Linked DNA regions of Homo sapiens: region 1 is linked to region 2. Evidence: chromatin loops called from intact Hi-C (ENCODE). Cell type or tissue: endothelial cell of umbilical vein. All regions are shown on one strand. Links, peaks and the distances in the headings refer to the core of each region. The heading gives the core; the rest is flanking DNA. Region 1 has its middle 13 kb from the start of MIR2054. Region 2 has its middle 230 kb from the start of MIR2054.

Region 1 (2,933 bases), core at 212-2,711, 220 kb before region 2:
GGAAACTTAGTTGAAATGCTTTGCTTTTTAACATTCTGTTGTATAGACTAATAAACTGTGCAGTATATCTTCTTATAATAGATAGGACAAGGGCCAGATATTTTAAGGCAGTTTTTTTCTAGTTCTCCTGTTTAGTTTGGCTATACTAACTTTTGTTTGCATGCTTTCTAATTAGTAAATTATCATTTAATTCCATGCAGCCATTCTTTAAGACAGTAATGTGAGATGTTACCAGAAAAAAATTAATACAGCTTCTCTAAATTACCGAATGCTGTAGATACTGTATTTCTTCTACTTTCCCTTCCTTCCTCTTTTTCTTTCTCTCCTTCTTCAACAAAAATAATAAGAACAACTATTAACTTAAAACTTTCTCTTTCTCAGGCAAAGTATTGAAGTGTATATATTAACCCTTGAAATTTGACTTAAGCATAATATTCAGCAACACTAAATATCCCACTATAATGTATATCCAGAGAGTGAAGTCCAAGAAGCAAACGTCGTAAGTTTCTGCCAATGCTTCAGAAAATTAATTCCTCTAAGCACAATTATTTATCAGTTTCTATTTTCTGATAAAACTCTGGACTACTTTTGCAAAGTTGCCATGGGTAATTCTTATTACTTTGAGAAGAGAGGAAGGCATTTTGTTCATGTAAGAATCCGGGAAATTTTTGTCCAGCGGAAAATATTCCATTCTTTCTTTACAAACTGCAACAGCAACACCTCCCACCTGTCAGAGTTATATATTCACCAACAAGAGAGTTTAATCATTTTCCCAAGCTTGTATGGTAGGCTCAGGCCCCTCCTCATGCAGCGTACAATGTGGAGGAAAGTACATATGCATGAGGAAGAGACTCATTAACTCTATGGCAAGTCGTGGTTCAAAGTACCTATTTTGTGGAGGATCAAAAAGGTTATGTAACTCTCATTTTAATCAACATTTCCAAAATTAGACTTGTTTTCTTTTAAAAAGGACGGGGGAATAAAAGCAGAGATTATTCCTGTTAATAGTGTCAAATACACTTACAGGCAGACATTTGAAAATAAAAAATCTTACGTGCAGATTTTCAAGGCCTTAAAGCTTTTCAAATAAATGTATGCACCATTAGCATTCACTCAGCTATACAGGCTTTGATCTTCCTTTAAAAGAAGTGAGGGGAAGAAAGAAGGGAGCAAAATAAAGAAGTGAGAAGTGAAGCTGTCAGCAATCTGAATGCTGCCAATTATTACACTGCTTATAAAGAGCTAATTAAACTCAACTGCTTCCAAGAAGAATCATTTTTACTCTTTTTTGTGATCTCATTTTATTTGCACTGTAAAGAAACTTAATTATTGATAAGACCCATGTTGCAAGCTGAAATGTTAATGTCTTTCTACAATAATGGTACCATTCCTTTAGTACACTCCAGTTCAGGCTATCTGGTATTTCTGGGTTAAGAATTCGAGTCTAATGACATAAGCCTTAAGCTCAGTTTCAACAGTTTGCAAATAAAATGTAGAATTACTGAATTTATATCTGCTTCTCCAGTTCTCTCTCGGTATTCTTAGCAGGACATAAATATAACCTATTCATTAATATTTCCAGCAAATGAATAATTTTCCAGCAATACACTCAAGACCTGTGAGTCATTCTAAATAAATTCTTTCCTCTACCTTATCTCCCCACTTTAATGGTCAAGCCGTGTTTATAACTTCGTACTATCACTGAAATGGTTTCCTTTCTTCCTGTTTCTACTGGCTCTCTCTTTGTTCAGGCCCTTATTTCTTCTTGGAAATTATTGAAATTTACCCTCAATTGCTGGTTTTGATTTCCACATTGAAGAGTCTCCTCAACAATTCTTTTATTACTGGAAGTGAAATAATCTTGCTTTTAGAACATTTAATAATTATAAAAAATAAAGTACAGAAAACTTTGCAGATTGAAATTGTGCAGATTTTGTACAGATGCATTCTTTCACGAAGTGAACATCTGTGGAACTACGACTACCCAGGTCAAGAAGTCAACACTGACAGACCACAGAATTTCCCTTCATGCCAACACAGATAGAACACAAAATTTCCCTTCATGCCACCAATTCCATAAACCCAGTGCCTATCCAAATATCTTGTTCACTTTCTATGGGATCACCTTTTTCTTACTTATGTATATTATGATAAGCTATTTGTTTGTCACATGTGTGATAAATACCTTATCCCTCTCCTTAGCTTGTCTTTTTATCCTCTTTATACTCTTAATGAACAGAAGTCTAAAATTTTGAGTGCATGACTTTTTAATGATTGCCATTCTAACTGGTGTGAGATGGTATCTCATTGTGGTTTTGATTTGCATTTCTCTGATGGCCAGTGATGATGAGCATTTTTTCATGTGTCTTTTGGCTGCATAAATGTCTTCTTTTGAGGAGTGTCTGCTCATATCCTTCACCCACTTTTTGATGGGGTTGTTTTTTTTTTTTCTTGTAAATTTGTTTGAGTTCTTTGTAGATTCTGGATATTAGCCCTTTGTCAGATGAGTAGATTGTAAAAATTTTCTCCCATTCTGTAGGTTGCCTGTTCACTCTGATGGTAGTTTCTTTTGCCATGCAGAAGCTCTTTAGTTTAATTAGATTTGTCAATTTTGGCTTTTGTTGCCATTGCTTTTGGTGTTTTAGTCATGAATTCCTTGCCCATGCCTATGTCCTGAATGGTATTGCCTAGGTTTTCTTCTAGGGTTTTTATGGTCTTAGGTCTAACATTTAAGTCTTAGTCCATCTTGAATTAATTTTTGTATAAGGTGTAAGGAAGGGATCCAGTTTTTCAGCTTTCTGCTTATGGCTAGCCAGTTTTCCCAGCACCATTTATTACATAGAGAATCCTTTCTTATATCATAGTAAATGACTTAATGCTTAATGTAACTTCATAATAGCTTTTAAAATTAATTAGAATAAGTCTTTCCAATT
Region 2 (2,933 bases), core at 36-2,535:
TCTCCTCATGCTTGGAGTGCCATAGTAAACAAAACAAAGTCTCTGCTCACATGGGCCTTACGTTCCTTTGAGGAGAAATTGTTAATAAATAAGCACAGGAGAAACAAGTAAATGTATAGAGTGTATCAGTGATGCTAAGGGCTATGAAAAACATAAAGTGGGGAAGTCCATGAAGATAGAGTAGTGTGTGTGATTTGATAGTCATCAAAAGTTACATTTGAGCAGAAGCCTGATTAAAGGAGAGAGGGAGACTTGCCAGTCTTGGGGAAGAGCATTCTAGGGAGAACATCAAGAACAAAACATCTAAGGCAGAAACATGCTTTGTTTGAGATGAGCAAGGCAAAGTGCCCTTCATACTCATCACGCCCTTGGTCAATTTTTGTTTTCTTAACACTGACCTGTCCTTAAGCAAACACTTAGAGGAAAAAATGAATTATTTAAGTAATGAAATCATTTTTATAGACACAGATATGATAGATTGAATATGTAATACTCTTTCTGACATAGGTGAGTATGAGAGTGTGTTTCTTTTTCAAATTATGCAATTATGCTTTTCAGTATAATGTTCCATTGAATGTTGGTTCAACATTCAGCAATCATCATGATATAAAATGTGTCTCTATTTCTGTGGTTCTCTTTAGAGTGATTTATTCTCAGAGCTGCTCTGCAAAATGAAACACATTCTTTAATCCATGTAAATACAGAACAATGAAGTTCTATACACCTTCAGTACAGTTTGTGTCTGAATTTTTCAGTCCACAGAGCCTGCAAAATGTATTGGGCTATGGAATGGTGGACTTACTACTGATTCCAAACTGTTTGGAACTGGAGATTTTTCTCACAGCTGTGGCTAGGTATCTGGTAAGTGGTTTTAAGATCTGATCAGCCTCAATTCCTGAAACAGTTTCTTGCTTTACTGCCTTCCCCTGCCTGCCTCCATATCATGAAAAGAAGTACAACTTTCTCTTCCTGTTAGTCTAGCTGCTTAAAAATAACACATTCCAGCAAGGAGGGAGGGAGATTACAAGCAACAGGACATATGAGACTTGCCAAGGGGCCAGCATTTCCTGGCTCACAATTGCAGGAAAGGCTTTGCTCCGTTATCAATGGGACCTGGATGCTTTGATAGGCAATTGTTTTAAAAGCTGAACAACATTTGCAGTTGAAATATTGTGTGTGTGATACAAGTCTTGTGTGGAGGAAATATAGCACCAGATGGATCGGACAATAGTCTTGTCTGATGTTTTGTTCTTTTTACTGGTAATAAAATTAAAAACTCAAGAAATGGCCGTATGCAACTTTGCTTTTAATAAAGTCTCTGTTGTTTTAGAAAAGAATGGTGTAACTGTCATGAACAATACAGATTTCCTTTTCAATAATTGTTGATTTTAAAATGTACTGAGTTAAAATAGAAATTGACCAGAAACAATAGAATGGTTGTGACACCATGATCATTTTGAGTAAGGACATTCCTTATGAAGCACATTGACTCCATCATCTCCAGCTAGATTAGAAAAAAAGATTGACTACTTAGAAATATACTCCCCCTTTAAATAAAATAGAACCATGACATCCAAACAATTCCTGCTATTTAAAGAATATCTTGACTAAGAGTGTTTTGTTCTTGATTCTGGCTCCTAGGGAAGTTATATAAATAAATAAATATATATATTTATATATGTTATATTTACATTATATAGATAGTTATATAGAGAATGTAAATTATTAAATTTTATTTTTATTAAATATATGTATACACATATATGTTCTCCCTTTCCCATAAAATTCATTAGTTGTGAGGCTCTTTCTGGAGTATGGATCAGGAAAATAAACTGTAGGTGTATGGTAAATAGTAGGTGCTAAATAAGTATCCATGGCTTCCACCTCCTCTCCATTGTTGTTGATTATACTGAGAATTCTGATAGTGAAATTGCTTCATGAATCAGTATATATAATGTATACTAGCAGAAAGTGACATTATGATATCCCAAAATAAAGCAAATCATCCTGTAGAAGCTAGTGTTTGAGAAAGTCTGTCTATATTTTTTGTTTTGGAAATTTGATCCGGTGTATGTATAAATCTCCTTTTGCCCAAATCTTTCAGAACATCCTGAATTCTGAAGATCCTACTTAAGTAGCAAAACTTCACATTTATAATATGCTTAAGTAAATGTATAGAAAATCATTCTATAGTCCTGCCATAATTCTTCTTTGATATATCCTGGAGCCCTTAGAGGTTAAACGTGGTAGGTAGAATCATGAGGGTAGTTTAAAGAACCTTATTTCCAGGGAGAAACATACTATCTGACATACAAAAGAAGAAAAAATATTTTATAATCAAGTCGAAGAAGTTAAAATTAAAAAGAGAATCAAGCAAAGTATTTAAAAAATTGACAATATTTATAAAATAGAATTAGATTCAGACTTAATATTTACTTTTATTTTAATACTGACTCCTGATGGAACTTAAAAACAGCTGGCTTTGTTGATCTAATGGTTCCATGTAAGGCTACATAGGCACAGTCAGAATCATTAAAGTTCCATTCTCATCAGATTTATGCTTGAGAAAACAGTATTCTCTTATAGTAATTTATTGTAGACACTTCTTTGTTTGGCTTAGATATATTACTAAAATGACAGAAAAGGATGAAATGAAATAGTACAGCAATTACACAGTTTAAAACTTTTCATTAATAGAGAAGGATTGAACTGCATCTTTCATTACCACCATCTGTGTTGTATATAGCATTTTAAGATTAATAACCAGGCGGGGTTTTGTTTGTTTCTTTGTTTATAGGGAATTCAGACCAAGATAGGTTTTCTCATTTCTGAAGAACATTGTTTAAAAAAGGACAATTATCTTTCTTGCACTGCAGGGACATTCTCAAGGCCTTCCCCAGACTATCCCTTCCCCAATAAACCTACACTGGTGC

Evidence for each region. Peaks named below come from ENCODE experiments on the same cell type or tissue, not always from the same donor. Only the 100,000 strongest peaks of a DNase experiment are listed, where the experiment ranks them.
Region 1: it touches region 2 in a loop (8-fold over the local background); 6 of 110 quality-filtered maps call a loop at or near these places.

What each region holds. Positions count from the first base shown.
Region 1 is chr4:125,518,780-125,521,712 of GRCh38, forward strand. No RefSeq gene overlaps it. Among named protein-coding and RNA genes, the nearest start is that of MIR2054, 13 kb to the left of the region's middle. RefSeq lists an enhancer at 1-2,080. In endothelial cell of umbilical vein, for the core only: no CTCF peak of the experiment used is centred there; DNase peaks (open chromatin) are centred at 1,682 and 2,032; H3K27ac peaks cover 618 bases.
Region 2 is chr4:125,738,898-125,741,830 of GRCh38, forward strand. No RefSeq gene overlaps it. Among named protein-coding and RNA genes, the nearest start is that of MIR2054, 230 kb to the left of the region's middle. RefSeq lists a silencer at 917-1,211. In endothelial cell of umbilical vein, for the core only: no CTCF peak of the experiment used is centred there; DNase peaks (open chromatin) are centred at 174 and 1,064; H3K27ac peaks cover 2,500 bases.